Linked DNA regions of Homo sapiens: region 1 is linked to region 2. Evidence: chromatin contacts called from ENCODE Hi-C or POLR2A ChIA-PET data. All regions are on one chromosome and are shown on one strand. The core of a region is the stretch at or near the end of the contact, and the rest is flanking DNA. Distances in the headings are between cores, read along the strand shown.

Region 1 (6,601 bases), core at 1,110-3,609, 1.9 Mb before region 2:
GATACGTATATCCATAGATCATGAAGAAATAGATACGTATATCCATAGTGGCATTATTCACAATAGCCGAAAGTTAGTAGTAACCTGTGTCCATTGATGAGTGAACAGATACAAAAATGTGGTCTATATATACAATGGAATATTATTCAGCCATAAAAAAGAAGGAAATTCAGACATACATTACGACATGGATGAACCTTGAAGACATTATGCTAAGGGAAATAAGACAGTCACAAAAGGACAAATACTATATTATTCCACTCATATGAGATACTTCGGTAATCAAATTCATAGAGACAGAAAGAATGGTGGTTGCCAAAGGCTGAGGGGAGGGGAGAATTGTCAGCTATTGTTGAATGGGTAGAGTTTCAGTTTTACAAGATGAAAAAAGTTCTGGGGATGAATGTTGGTGATGGCTGCACAAAAATGTATTGCCACTGAACTGTGCACTTAAAGATGGTTAAAATGGTCAATTTTATGTTAAAAAAAGTTGTGTCACAAAAGGCAAGGGGATAGTTCAAGAAGTAGAAGGAGGCGATTAACGGTTGCTGGGCACTTAATATGTTTTACATGTGTTTTCTCACATAGCCTTTACCCCAGCCCTATGAGATAACAACTATCATTATTATTACTCTCATTTCATAGGTGAAGAATCAGAGGCTCCAAGATACAAGATCACACAATAAGTCATGGGTAGTGTTAAGTGTCATGGGTATTCAGGAAGGTTTTTTCTTCCAAAAAGACTTTAAATCAGAATGGCCAAGTCTGCCCTAACCTTCGCAGTGAGGCTGGTTTCAGCCTGTCCCTGATCTGCTGGTTTGTGGTGAGAGAGTGAGCAGCTCCTCTAAGACATGATGAGCACAGGATGTAATACATTCCTTAGGCCTGAGATGGTCGTGACTCACAGATAGGAGAGACCCTAGTCTTCCTTTACGTTTTTCATCCCCAAGATTTCACAGTTCCTTACCTGAGGAAGTCATGTCACTTTCCACTCAAAGCCTCCTGTGGCTTTGCATCTCATGCAGAGTAAAAGCCCAAGTCCTTTCAAGGGTTCCAAGGCCCAACCCCACTCTCTCTCTGGCCCATCTCTTACCACCCCCAGCCTGCCTCCTTCCAGCTACATAGGTCTCCTTGCTGTTTCCACAACATCCTGAGCACACTTGCGTCAGCACCTCTGTACCTGCTGCTCCTTTGCCTAGCATTCACTCCCCTCTAAGAACTGCACACTCATCACCTTGCTCCTTTAGGTCTCTGCTCAAATGTCACCATCTTCTAGAAGCCTTCCCAGGACATCCTATATCAAACAGCAACCTACTCTCCTCTCCCTGCCCTGCTGTATCTTCTACCTAGGATATACACACACCTGACATACACACACACACACACACAGACTCCCCACACATTTGTTTATTGTCTCTCTCTTTCTCTCTCTCTCTCACTGATAAGAACATAAACTCCAAGAGGACAAGGATTTTGTCTGTTTTCTTTTTTTTGTTTTCGACCCAGAGTCTTGCTCTGTTGCCCGGGCTGGAGTGGAGTGGCGCAATCTCGGCTCACTGCAACCTCCACCTCCTGGGTTCAAGCAGTTTTCCTGCCTTAGCCTCCTGAGTAGCTGGGATTACAGGCACCCACCACCACGCCTGGCTAATTTTTGTATTTTTAGTAGAGACAGGGTTTCACCATGTTGGCCAGGCTGGTCTCGAACTTCTGACCTCAGGTGATTTGCATGCCTCAGCTTCCCAAAGTGCTGGGATTACAGACGTGAGCCATCGTGCTCGGTTTGTCTGTTTTCTTTACTGCTATGTCCCTAGCACCTGGCATGTAGCAGGCACTTAAAATGATTTTTTTTTTTTAAGCAGAGTCTTACTCTGTTGCCCAGGCTGGAATGCAGATGTGTCATCTCATCTTGCTACAGCCTTGATCTCCCAGGCTCAAGCGATCCTCCCATCTCAGCCTCCCAAGTAGCTGGGACTACAGGTGCATTCCACCACACCAGACTACTTTTTTGTATTTTTTTGTAGAAATGGCATTTTGCCATGTTGTCCAGGCTGGTCTCAATCTCCTGAGCTAAAGCAATCTACTCACCTTGGCCTCCCAAAGCACTGGGAGTACAGGAGTGAGCCACCATGCCTGGCTGAAAATGATTTTTTGAATGAATTAATAATTGCGAAAAGTTTAACTCAGGGATGGCAATTTAAAATATAAGGGTAAATGGAAACAGTTTGGTGGTTCCTCAAAAAGTTGAATTAGCATATGACTCAGCAATTCCACTCCTGGTATATACCTAAAATAACTGAAAACAAAGACTCAAACTGATACTTGCACGTCAGTGTTCATCACCACATTATTCATCTTAGCCAAAAAGCAGAAAAAAAAAAACAAGGGTTCCTCACTGGATGAATGGATAAACATATGCAGTACATACATAGGATAGAATATTATTCAGTCCTAAAAAGAAGGAAATTCTGGCATATGTCACAGATGAACCTTGAGGACATCAGGCCAAGTGAATAAGCCAGCCACAAATACTGTATAATTCCACTTAAACGAGGTACCTAATAGTTAAACTCTAGAGACAGAAAGTAGAATGGTGGTAGGCAGGGGCTGGGGGTGGGGGTGGGGAGGAGAGGGGAGTGACTGATTATGGGTACAGAGTTTCATTTTTGCAAGATGGAAAACCTTCTGGAGATGAATGATAGTAATGGGTGTACCACAATGTAAATGTACTTCATGATACCAAATTATACATTTTAAAATGGTTAAAATTTTATGTTATGTATATTTTACCACATTTTGCTTGAAAAAAACCTCAAACTCAATTCAGTTACTGGAAAAGTTTTAATTATGACTGGAATAACTTGGATATGTAAATCTACTTTTTTCAACTGTAAGTTTTATAAAATTTAAATACAGATTAAGTATTTCTGACTAAAATTTAGCATCTGAATTGAGATGCTCTATAAAACACACACCAGATTTCAAAAACTCAGTACGAAAAAATGTAAAATAGCTTTAAATAATTTCACAGTGATTACATGCTGAAATAATAATAATTTGGATATATTTGGTTAAATATATTTTTAAGATTGAAAAAGAAAAGAATGAAATTCCAACACATGCTACCATGTGGACAAACCTCAAAAATATTATGCTAAGTGAAATAAACCAAACACAAAAAGACAAAGACAATATGATTCCACTTACATGAAATATTACAAACAAATTTACACAAACAAAAAGATGAGAGGGTAGCAGGGGCTGAGGGAAGAAGGGAACAGGGAGTTTTTGCATAATGGTCACAAAGTTTCTATTTGGAGTGAGGAAAAATCTTGGAAACAGGAAGCGGTGATGGTTGTACGTCATCCAGAATGTAATTAATGCCGCTGAATTAATTGTACACCTAGAAATGGTTGAGATGACAAATTTGTTAAACATATTTTACCACAATTTAAAAAGACACATTGGGAATGCCAGGGGCAAAGAGTAAATGCAAGAGCTCATTCTCTTAAAGCTAGAGAGGAGCAACAGGCAGCTGCAAGTAAACATGAGCATGTTCTCCTTGGCTGGAAGGGGACATGAAACTTCCCCTGGACTTAAGTCTTGTAGATTTGAACTTAAAAAACATCTCCCCCTATATATTCCTCAGATTTTGACAGCTGTCCCCTGCAGAAAGGGTCCTGAGAATAAAATCTTTCCACTGCAGATTTCCCATAGACCACCCTTTGGTATAGCTCGCTACCCTGTATTTACATCTCTTAAGACTGTAAGACCGATAGCAGGAGGTGTAGAATACGCCAGGTTGCAGTGAAATCTGTCACATAGAGCCAAAGGCTCTGAGCAGCCTCTGAAATTATAATAGACTCGGTTTATCTTTCTAAGAAGCTGCATAGAAGTTTGAAATGAGTAACTTTTTAATGTAATATAATTATAATACATAAAAATATATGTATATACTATATTTACAACTTCTCTTAAGTATATATTTCTATAACTATGTATGTTATATATTTCAATATTTGTATCGGGATATATGTTAGTACATGTTACATGGAGAGCTGGTAGCTTATGGCTGACCATCCTAAGGAGACAGCCAAGTATAAAGAGATCTCCAGAGAACCTCTGACCTGCCTGTGCACTGGGAGGATGGGGCGGGGCCTCGGGAAGTTTGCACCATTAGCAGGGGGAGGAGACTGACCTCTCCTGTTCTGGGTGGTACCTGGGATTCAATGTGTGAGATGGGGGCCTGTTAATAGGAGCCTCTCTCAGTTTGCTGAGTTTTTTTTTCTTCCTTTTCACCCAATACATTCCATTTTTCTCACCCTTCAAAGTGTCTTTGAGCCTAATCTTTCATGGCCATGTGACAAGAACCCTGCTTTTACCTGAACTGAGGAGAAAGTCCTACAACACTAATATCAACTGAGAACCATGATGTCTCCCACCTTGTTTCTTGCAAAACTCATTTACTGAAAGGCCAAGTAGGAAGAGACCTAATTGCTTGAACCTGCAGACATTTGATTCTCTTGTACACAATTTGACTTCTTCCTCAGCTCAATCATCGTCTTCCCCATTCCTTTCACAGGTGTTGACTGCTGATGAACACCCTGCACTCCAAACACCTACTAAGCATCTGCATTTGAAGAACTCAACCTGAGACAAATACATGTTATGTGTCAGGCATTTTCCTAGGTGCTGGGGAATCAGCCGAGAACATATAGGCAAAAATTCCTGTGCCCATGGAGCTTACATTTTAGCAGAGTTTCTGGGAACACTTTTGCCTGCGTGATAAAGAGATGTATGTAGCTAGAGCAACCCCATCTACCTTCTTCCTGCTTTGAAAGCAAATGTGATGGCTGGAGCTGCAGCAGCCACCTTGTGACTACAAGGTGACAAGCATGAGGAAAACTGCACAGTCCAATTTGACAGCCGCTAGCCACATGTGGCTAGTAAGCACTTGATGTGTGGCTAGACTTAACTGAGATGAGCTGTAAAATACACAGTATTTCAAAAATGTAATATACAAAAAGCAAAATATCTCAGTAATCATTTTTTATATTTACTACATGTTGAAATAGTGTGGATATATTAGGTTAAATAAAATATATTATTACAATTTCAACACGTCTTTATATTTCTAAAATGTGGCTAATAGAAAGTTTAACATTATATATGGGCTTACATTATATTTCTTTTGGGCGGCACTGGCCTAGAGAATCAGAGAATATAGCTACTGAACCTCCAGCCACTGCCTCTCTCCTCACTTCTCCTTAAAAACATAAGCCCCTATTTGTTTTCGCCTCTGGTCAGCATCTCAATTACCTGCAGCTGAATGCACTCTTACAAATTCAGCGCAGGAGAACAACCTGAGAATCAGGCTCAGTGAACTGCCCAGGACCTTCCCTGTGGCAGGAGGCTGAACTGAACCTGGTACTCCACCCTGTTGAGTAGGAGATAGACAGATACATTCACATCAAGTGGGACAATTATCTGGTCAAGGAATACACTGATTGCCAAGATATTTTTAATTGTGGGAAAAAAACAAAGCAGAACAAGAGTCTCCAGTGAGCAAGGAAGAGGGAAGCCAGGGTTTACCTTTTAGTCTGGGAAGGAGAGCGTTAAACTGCTTCATGGTTTCCTTTCTCCCTGCCCAGAGATACACATTTATTTGGATAATCCTGGCCAGAGACTCCCTAGGGCCTTGTACAACCCTGGGTGGGCCAGGAGCTGCAAGAGGGTTTTCTTTTTTTCTCCAAGAAAAGGGAGGCTCAGTCTTCCAGCTTCACAAGCCTATTGGCTAACTTCCCGTCTCTTTTGAAAGCTCCACGGGCAGCCAGATGCTAGTCAAGGGCCAGACAGGGCTGTGGCCACCATCCCCACCCTGCAGGGAAGGAATGCTCGGATGCAAACTTGGACAGATGCTTAAATAAGGAAATGAAAGGATTGTCTGGTTTTGTCTTCCTCAAACCCACCATCAAAGCTTGGAAACACCGGGGCTCACATAGTAAAGCTCCAGAAAGAAGCCCTTTGAGCCACAGAGTTCGCTCCTCTATCCCTGTGCATCTTCCCTGTGCCAAGCCCTGTGCTGGGGACTTGAGACGCGGGGATGAACCAGGCATGCTCCCTGTCCTTAGGGAGCTCACCGTCAAAAGAGACAAAGCCATCAATGTGGGGCACTGATCAGCAAGATAGCAATAGGACCAGAGAATCTAGGAGCCCACTGGGGCACCAAACCCAGATTGGGGATGGAATAAGAGGAGGCAATGGGGAGGAGATGGTCAGGGAAGGCTCCCAGGAGGAGGTGGTGTCTGCTTGAACTGAATCATAAAGAGAACAAGTTAGCCAGGCCAGGTCCCTGTTCAGCACTAATAGGACAGATCCTCCATGGGCCAGGGCCCTAAAGTCTCCCATTATTTGATGAAATTTTCAAGAGAAATATAAGTGCATTTGATTTGATACACTTATAGGTGTTCTTCTCTTAAAGAACATTCACTTTTACTGATACAGCAAACTTTTTTATTTTTATTTTTTTGAGATGGGGTCTTGCTCTTCACCCAGGCTGGAGTGCTGTGGCACAATCACGGCTTATTGCTGCCTTGACCTCCCA
Region 2 (6,797 bases), core at 918-3,417:
TTTACACCTCGCTGAGACATTCACGTCTTAAAATAGGGGAGGACAATATAATTGCTTTTAAAATGCCCTTAATACAATATATAACGTACAAAAATATCTCTATATTTGAAGTTACAAAAAAAATCTTGACAGCAACAAACTTAAATATTGATAGTTACCTCTGTATGTACAACACGCATTGCACTTTTCCTCTTTAGGTTTTGGAAAGTTCAAGTAATAGTGAGGCTTGCGCCCTGGTGGGGTGACACGCCGTGAGAAATCAGTTTGTGGGCGAGCACGGCTGTGGCTCAGACCCCTGCTCCGGGGGTCTCAGCATTCATTTCTCAGTTTCTCCTCTCCTTAAGCCTGGCAAACACTCGGATTCTTCTGCACCCCGCCCCCTGGGGCACTTGCACCTGAGCAAGGCTAAGGAAGCGAAGCCCCCAGAAGGAGGGGCCCTTGCAAAGCCAGAGCTCGCCGCCGGACGGTGCCTCCCGGACTCAGGGTCTCCGCAGGGCTGTCAGAGCCCGGTCCCCACACCGCTCGGGAAGTCCTTCGTCCCGGGAGGCACCAGCGGGATGCTTGCGCGACTATTCCTTGTACCATGGGCGCCTAAATCCTAAAGAAAGTGGGGAGCACTTCCACTCGGGGGGGCTGGAGCCCCGTGTGCTTGTGGCTTAGAAGACACCAGAGTCCGACCCGGGCCGGCCTCGGGCAGGGAGCGCCGGCGCCGGCGGCCGTAGCCCTGGGGGCTGATCTTGCTCCTGGGGGCGACGTTGTCCTTGTCCTTATCTGTGAACTGGTAGATCTGGTGTGCCAGCTTCTGCACCGTGCACGTCCCGAAGCGGCAGCCAAAGCTCCGGAGGCCCTGGAAGTTGTTCATGCTCTGGCGGTAGCGCTTGACTCGGATGCGGGCGGCATCCGGACTGCTGCGGGCGGGGGGAGGGGGAAGAAAGGCAACTTGAGACCCCATCAAGCAGAGCTTTGGCCCCAACACCGGGAACGGGAGCCATTCTAGAGCCAGAGGGAGCTGGAAACTGCTCGCGCCATCTGAGCTGCGGTCCAGCCCCGACGATCCCCCGGGCCAGGGGAGTGGAGACAGAGAACTCCTCCCGCACACCTTCCTTCCCTCCCGTCCCTGGACAGCACAGGGCGTAGTTACCTGTCTTCGGGGCTTCGAGAGGCACCCTTCATGTCCTGGGGCCGAATAAGGGTCTGGGCAGGCCCGGCCTTCACGTCAGCGAGCCCGGTGGGGTAGCTGCTGGACATCCGCAGTTCCCTCTTCCCACGACTCAGAGCCCACTTATTCCACCTGGAAAACACAAGCAGACCCGATTCGCGTGCGTTCAGGTGACGCCCAGGCCTGTCCCTGCTCCCATTCACTTCTAGACCTTCGGGACCAACGGTCAGTTCCCCTTGCCTGCCAGGTACCAGCAAGGGGGAAGGCGCTGCCCGGACTCACTTCTTTCGAAACTCCGACGCGACATCCAACCGAGCGGTGTCAGCGCCTAGGAAGGCGAGCGAACCCAGGTACATCAGGGCGACGGAAACCAGCTTCATCCCGGCTGCGAAGCGCAGACCCTGGAAAAGAAGAAAGAGAGTCGAGCGTGAGCACCCGGGCCAGCTGCACCGCCCGGGCGGGGCACGGAGGGCGGGCAGGGGCCCCGGCGAGGCGGGTTTAGCCCGCGCTTTCCCTGGCTCAGACGCTTATCTCCCTCCGCGCAGAGAGGCGCCAGAGGCGTTTGCACGCGCCGGCCGGGTGACAGGCCCCGCAGGGGAGGCCGCTGCACCCCGCCAGGCTCCCAGAGGGTCTCTGCTCAACTTCTTGGAACTTGGCTGACGGAGCAGAGGGGACTGGGTCTCTGGACCTCCAGCTGTGTGCACGAGCTGGGCCCAGGATATGGGGTGTATCTATCTCTCAGAGAACCCTCCAAAGTGGGTTGTTCCCCTCACCCAGCGCTCCCAGTTTAGGGCCTTGGCAAGCACTGCCCCCCACCCCACCTCTTAACCCGCAGGGTCTGCGGCACCTACCTGCTAAGAGAGTGATCTGCCAAGTACTTGAAGGAGAAAGTCTCAGACGTCCCACTGGCAATGGCAAAACTCCGAAGTCCAAGCCCAGCTGCAGTGAGAAGCCCGAAGTGGCAAGGCTTGAGCTGTTCTATCCAGTGTCACCAAGAAACCACTGAGTGGCCAGCTCTGGTTCCTGTGCTTTATAAGCGCACGGGTGGGGGAGCGGCGGGGCGGGGCCTGGGCTGCCCGGTTGCCTTCCCTTTCTTTCCTCAGCCACGCGCGCTCCTGCTCTCGGACGCGCGCATTGCTTCCTTTGGGGCTGGAGTTGGGATGGGGGGAGGGGGGAGCGGGGGAGAGGAGGTCCCTCGTGCCCAGAGGGCTTAGGTATGGGCTCCAGGCGGTTGGTGCAGGAACTGCCACAGCCCTCTTTGGGCACAGGGTTCAGACAGTACGCCGGAGCGAAGGGGCGCCACTACAACCTCTTGAGGTCCTTATCCAGGACCCATGCGGCCCGGAGTGCAAAGCCTCCTGGCGAAGAACAGCAAGAGCCCGCGGAAGGGACAGCGCGGATGGCCCGAGCCCTGGACCTGGGGAGCTGTGGCCTCAAGTGGACCGCGCCCCCCTGCCGGCTTGGCGCCTGACCGGGCCGCGACCCCAGACTCCCGCGGAGGGGCCGGGGCAGGGACGGAGCAAAGCCGAGAGGAGCAGGACTCACTAGTCCCCCAGAGGACCAAGACCCCGGCGTTTCGGGGTGAGCTAGTAAGATTTCACGGTAGGGACAAGGCTCAGAAAAGCTAAATTGAGAATTGGGATTTGGAGGGGGGAATTATCTGAAATTTCAGAATTTTCATTTCTATTTGGAAACATAGGAATAACCAAAATTAGGAGGAAATATACTGTTTCATTTTGCCTCCTTGTAATCCTATTATGCCTTATAAGGTCATAACCTGAGATTGTGCCTGGCTGCCTTCATTAATCCATCGTAAACGTGAGGACTGACTGCCAGGGAGCACACTAACGCTTCACGTATGCTAATCATTTTACAGTTTACCAAGCACGGCCACATCCCAGTCTACTTTGAGCTTCACAGCCACCCTTGAGTCAGGCAAGGAAGGTAACATTCCTTTTCCCATTTCAGCAGGTAGAAAATTCAAGCTCAGAGAGGGGAGGTATCTGCAGAGAGGGGAAGTCACCCTGCAGGTAGGAAGCAGCAGAGTCCCTACTCGGCCCGACACGCTAGCACGGCCGACTGGGGCGCGGCGTGGATTCCTCTAGGCTGGGGTCACCAACTTCTCAAGGGGCAAAGGAGAGTCCTAGCCCCCGCCCAAAGAATTTGTGCCTGTTCATGATGAATCACGCTAGACACGTTTGTCACCCGTTTGTGCTCTTTCATCACAGCTTCTTCTCTTTCTTACTTCTCTCCTGGGGGCCAAACTGGGAAGGAAAGGCTAAGCCACGGGGCTTCCTGCTTCGTGCTTGTGGGTTTCTGGGGTCCTACTAACCACTCCTCTAATCGAATGTCCTGAAGCCCAGCGACTCGACGGAGAGGCCAAAGGTGCGAGACCACTAGCCAAACAGGCTTCTAGTCCTCACCTCCCGGCAATTCGCTGTGTGAAGGTGGGCGAGTCATGTCCCATCTCTCGAGTCCCCATCTTAGAGCCGGTCCCCAGCAGACCTTTAAGCTTCCTTCCTACTCTGCCATATGGCTCTGAGCTCCGGTGCAAAGGCGGCTGGGCAGTGGGTCGCGCGGACCTTGCCCAGAGTGGTCTGTCTGGGCCGCGCACTGCTGGCTTAGCTGCCTTTTCACTCTCGGGACTCAACAGTGGACATTGCACCTGGGGAAGAAATGGCCGCGCGGAAGTTATTTAAGGACTCTTCCTGGAAGGAGTCACCTGAGCGGACCTGAATTCCATCTGAGGACGGAGGACAGATTCCGGGCCCTGACCCTGGCCCTGGTAAGGGGTTGGGACGCGGAGGGTTAGAGGAGTGCAGCGCGGCGCACTGGTCTGGATCCGGCCGCCCGGCTGGGCGCAGGGCAGTCACCGAAGTGGCCTGGCCGGGCGACTAGTCCGTCTGCACCGCAGACAGCAGCTATTACTGAACGCCTGCTCGGTGACCAGGAGCCTCCCCAGCCTAACTATTGTTCTTCTCCCTTGTCTCCCATTTCCTTTTCCTTTCACTTTATCCTCTGCGAGTCAAGCTCTTCGCGCAGATCCAGGACTGGCTATCAGTCGCTCTGAGGATGCGACCTACTTGTCGCCAGCTTCCACTTGGTTCCGCGCCAGGACAGGTTTTACTTTCATTTCTCCCGCGCGCGCCTCCGACTGCTGGGGAGGTCAAGGACAGCTAGGCGTCGGCCCACGGCCAGGGAAGGTCCCGTGGTCTGGACTCGTTCCTTCCAGTCTCCACCAGTCCTGGGGGGTGGGGCGCGGCGGGGGTGTTCGTTCTCCAGAGAACTCTGCGACTGTACCTCGCTGCCACCTCGCTGCCTCCTCGCTGCCCTTTACAAAAGCTCGTGATTCCGTGGGGGAAACTTGAGCTGTGGCTCTGCCAGGAGGATCGCGAAGCAAGTGCCCTTGGTTCAAACTCCTCTTTGAGCTGCAGGCAGCTTCAAAAAGGAAAGCAAGCCCAGGAGTGTAGGGAGACTCAGAGGCTAGGCTCTGCCAGCCTCGGGTGCCTATGCCAGCAACCTCTTGGCTGTGACAAGAATTCCCACCTGAGAGTCTTGGCATGCACTTTATCAGCCTGGTGCACTTTGCCGCTCTGGCACTTAGAGATCTGTCACTTGAGAACCAAGTCAATTCTTTAAGTAAAATCTTGGATTGGCAGCTCAAAGTATTTTCCTAGAAAGCCCCTATCTTGGAGTGAGTGAGTGTGTGCGCGAGCGCGCACCCCGCTTGCATGGGTGAGTAGCAGGGGCTAGAGTGCTCCCCAAAGCTTCGTGGGTTTAAGTCGAAAAAAGATAAGGAGTTTGTTAAATCTGGGCATCTATGTTTTTTCTCGTGAAATCTCGAGTTTGTTTAATTAATCATCGTTAACGACAAAAAAAAATCACTAGAATGCATTTCTGGTTCAGTGGTTCTATGGAGAAGGAAATGCTGCAGTGGGAGTTCTGATCCTGGCAATTTATTAACATAAGTTGCATCCATTCAAGTGGCAGTGATTGTAGATTCACGTTGAGCAAGGACAGTACAAGGAAGGAAGGAAGTGAAGGAAGAAACATCTTTAAATTTCTGGCAAGAAAAGAGAAAAGAAAAAGAAAAAAAAATCCTTGTTAATGAAGATCTACTTTTTTTGTGTGCTCCAGAATTTCAAAAGGTCAGATTACAAATAAACCTCCAAACCACTGTAATAAATGTGTACATCCTGACATTAGGGAGACACACATACACATATGCTAAAGGGTTTTTGCGTAATGGTGTTTCAACTTCTTCACATTCCAATTGAATGATTTTTAGGCCCTATATCCAAGCCTGATTCTTAGTAAAGTTTGGAGTTTAAAAAAATATGTGGTAGTGGTTTCTCAGCTAGCACTGTGGACACAGTTCTTAAAGCCAGAGTGGCCATACTCAGGTCTTTCAGAGAAGCATTGAAAAATAATAAATATCAATGATATTAATAAGAATAACTAAAATGTGAGTAGCTAAGTGCATTGCATAATTATCTCAGATGCCTCCTTTATCAAACAGGAAATTTTATGATGCATTTATTATTAATATAGTTCAAAATGTCTTTTAAGCTGAGGACTTGTTTACAAAGTTCACTTGAAAACAAAGTTCAAGATGCATCCTGAAGTCATAACACAAAGTGATTTAGAGAAAGAACACAATCAGCCTTGTGGATTTGATCACTTACAAGGAGAAGTAAAGCAGGATACAAAGCCCAGGGCACTTTTTTGGGATCTCTGACTTCTCTAAGGACCTAATAAAAATATAGATCCTTTCCAGAAAAATGAACATGTACATAAACCGATTAAAGTATAAAATAGGCATACAGTTCCGGGAGGTTGACCAAGTTTAAAACCCTGACACAGAATAAAAAACACTGTTTCCATATTTTAAATTTCTGTCTGGTTTATAGTGGTAAGGGCAAGGAGGACAGTTAACCTCCCTCTTTAGGGCATAATATTTTCCAGAGCATCAGCATAAAGAAAAGTAATGCGTTTGCTGCCTCATTTTTGTGCTCCTGTACAAAACAGGCAGAGAGTAACAGTCAGTTCTTGTACATGGTAAAGCCAGAAGGCAAACCTCCCTGAAGCTTAAATAAGGTAAATTACTGCAGAACAAATGAAAGAGAAGAGATGGTCCAGTACAGTGGCTCGTGCCTGTAATCCTAGCACTTTGGGAGGCTGAGGCAAGTGGATCTCTTGAGCTCAGGAGTTCAAGACCAGCCTGGCAACATGGCAAAAATCCATCCCTACAAAGAAAAAAAAAAAAAAAGAGAGAGAGAGAAGAGAAAGTAGTAAACCTAAAGAAGCTTGTTACAATAATACCTGTAACAGGACAAAATGAAATTACTTCAAGAGAAATTTGCTACAGAGGGCACAATAAATGGCATTAATGAATGGATGATAAAAGAGATGATTAGGCCATTTGAATCATCCATAGCCAAAGAGAATGGTGTTAATGAAAGCAACCATCATGCTACTTGTCTCCAGATAGGGATCCTGTGATATCAGATTAGAAGCACCTGGAAAGAAGCAATTATTTTATATATGTATATATATTTATATATATTTTTTTCTTTTTATAGAGATGTGGTTTCATCATGTTGCCCACGCTGGTCTTGAACTCCTGATCTCAAGAGAT

Evidence for each region. Hi-C counts contacts between places; a loop is a spot of excess contacts on that map. ChIA-PET counts read pairs that join two places held with the same protein, here RNA polymerase II (POLR2A). Pooled maps may share reads with other maps.
Region 1: a loop to region 2 is called in a pooled map, with 3 times the contacts of the local background. The contact joins the enhancer-like site here to the promoter of ADM in region 2. A Hi-C loop is called at or near these places in 1 of 37 single-sample maps with no recorded cell type and 2 of 50 pooled maps. POLR2A ChIA-PET finds 5 or more read pairs at or near these places in 1 of 52 experiments (BJ).

The regions. Positions count from the first base shown.
Region 1 is chr11:12,170,374-12,176,974 of GRCh38, reverse strand. All of the region lies in intron 3 of MICAL2 (microtubule associated monooxygenase, calponin and LIM domain containing 2), which reads right to left. Among named protein-coding and RNA genes, the nearest start is that of MIR6124, 10 kb to the right of the region's middle. RefSeq lists an enhancer at 2,334-2,383. Within about 2 kb of position 2,359, at least 6 of the 41 ENCODE cell types and tissues checked have a DNase peak (open chromatin) inside an H3K27ac peak, as active enhancers do.
Region 2 is chr11:10,300,443-10,307,239 of GRCh38, reverse strand. It overlaps ADM (adrenomedullin), which reads right to left and starts at 2,167. Exons shown (of 4, transcript NM_001124.3): 1 at 2,011-2,167; 2 at 1,442-1,560; 3 at 1,142-1,291; 4 at 1-908. The coding sequence starts at 1,539. The coding sequence ends at 599. It also overlaps a transcript of SBF2 not described here. RefSeq lists silencers at 1,576-1,625, 1,646-1,695, 2,376-2,425, 2,606-2,705, 3,196-3,255 and 1 more and enhancers at 4,180-4,359, 4,380-4,459.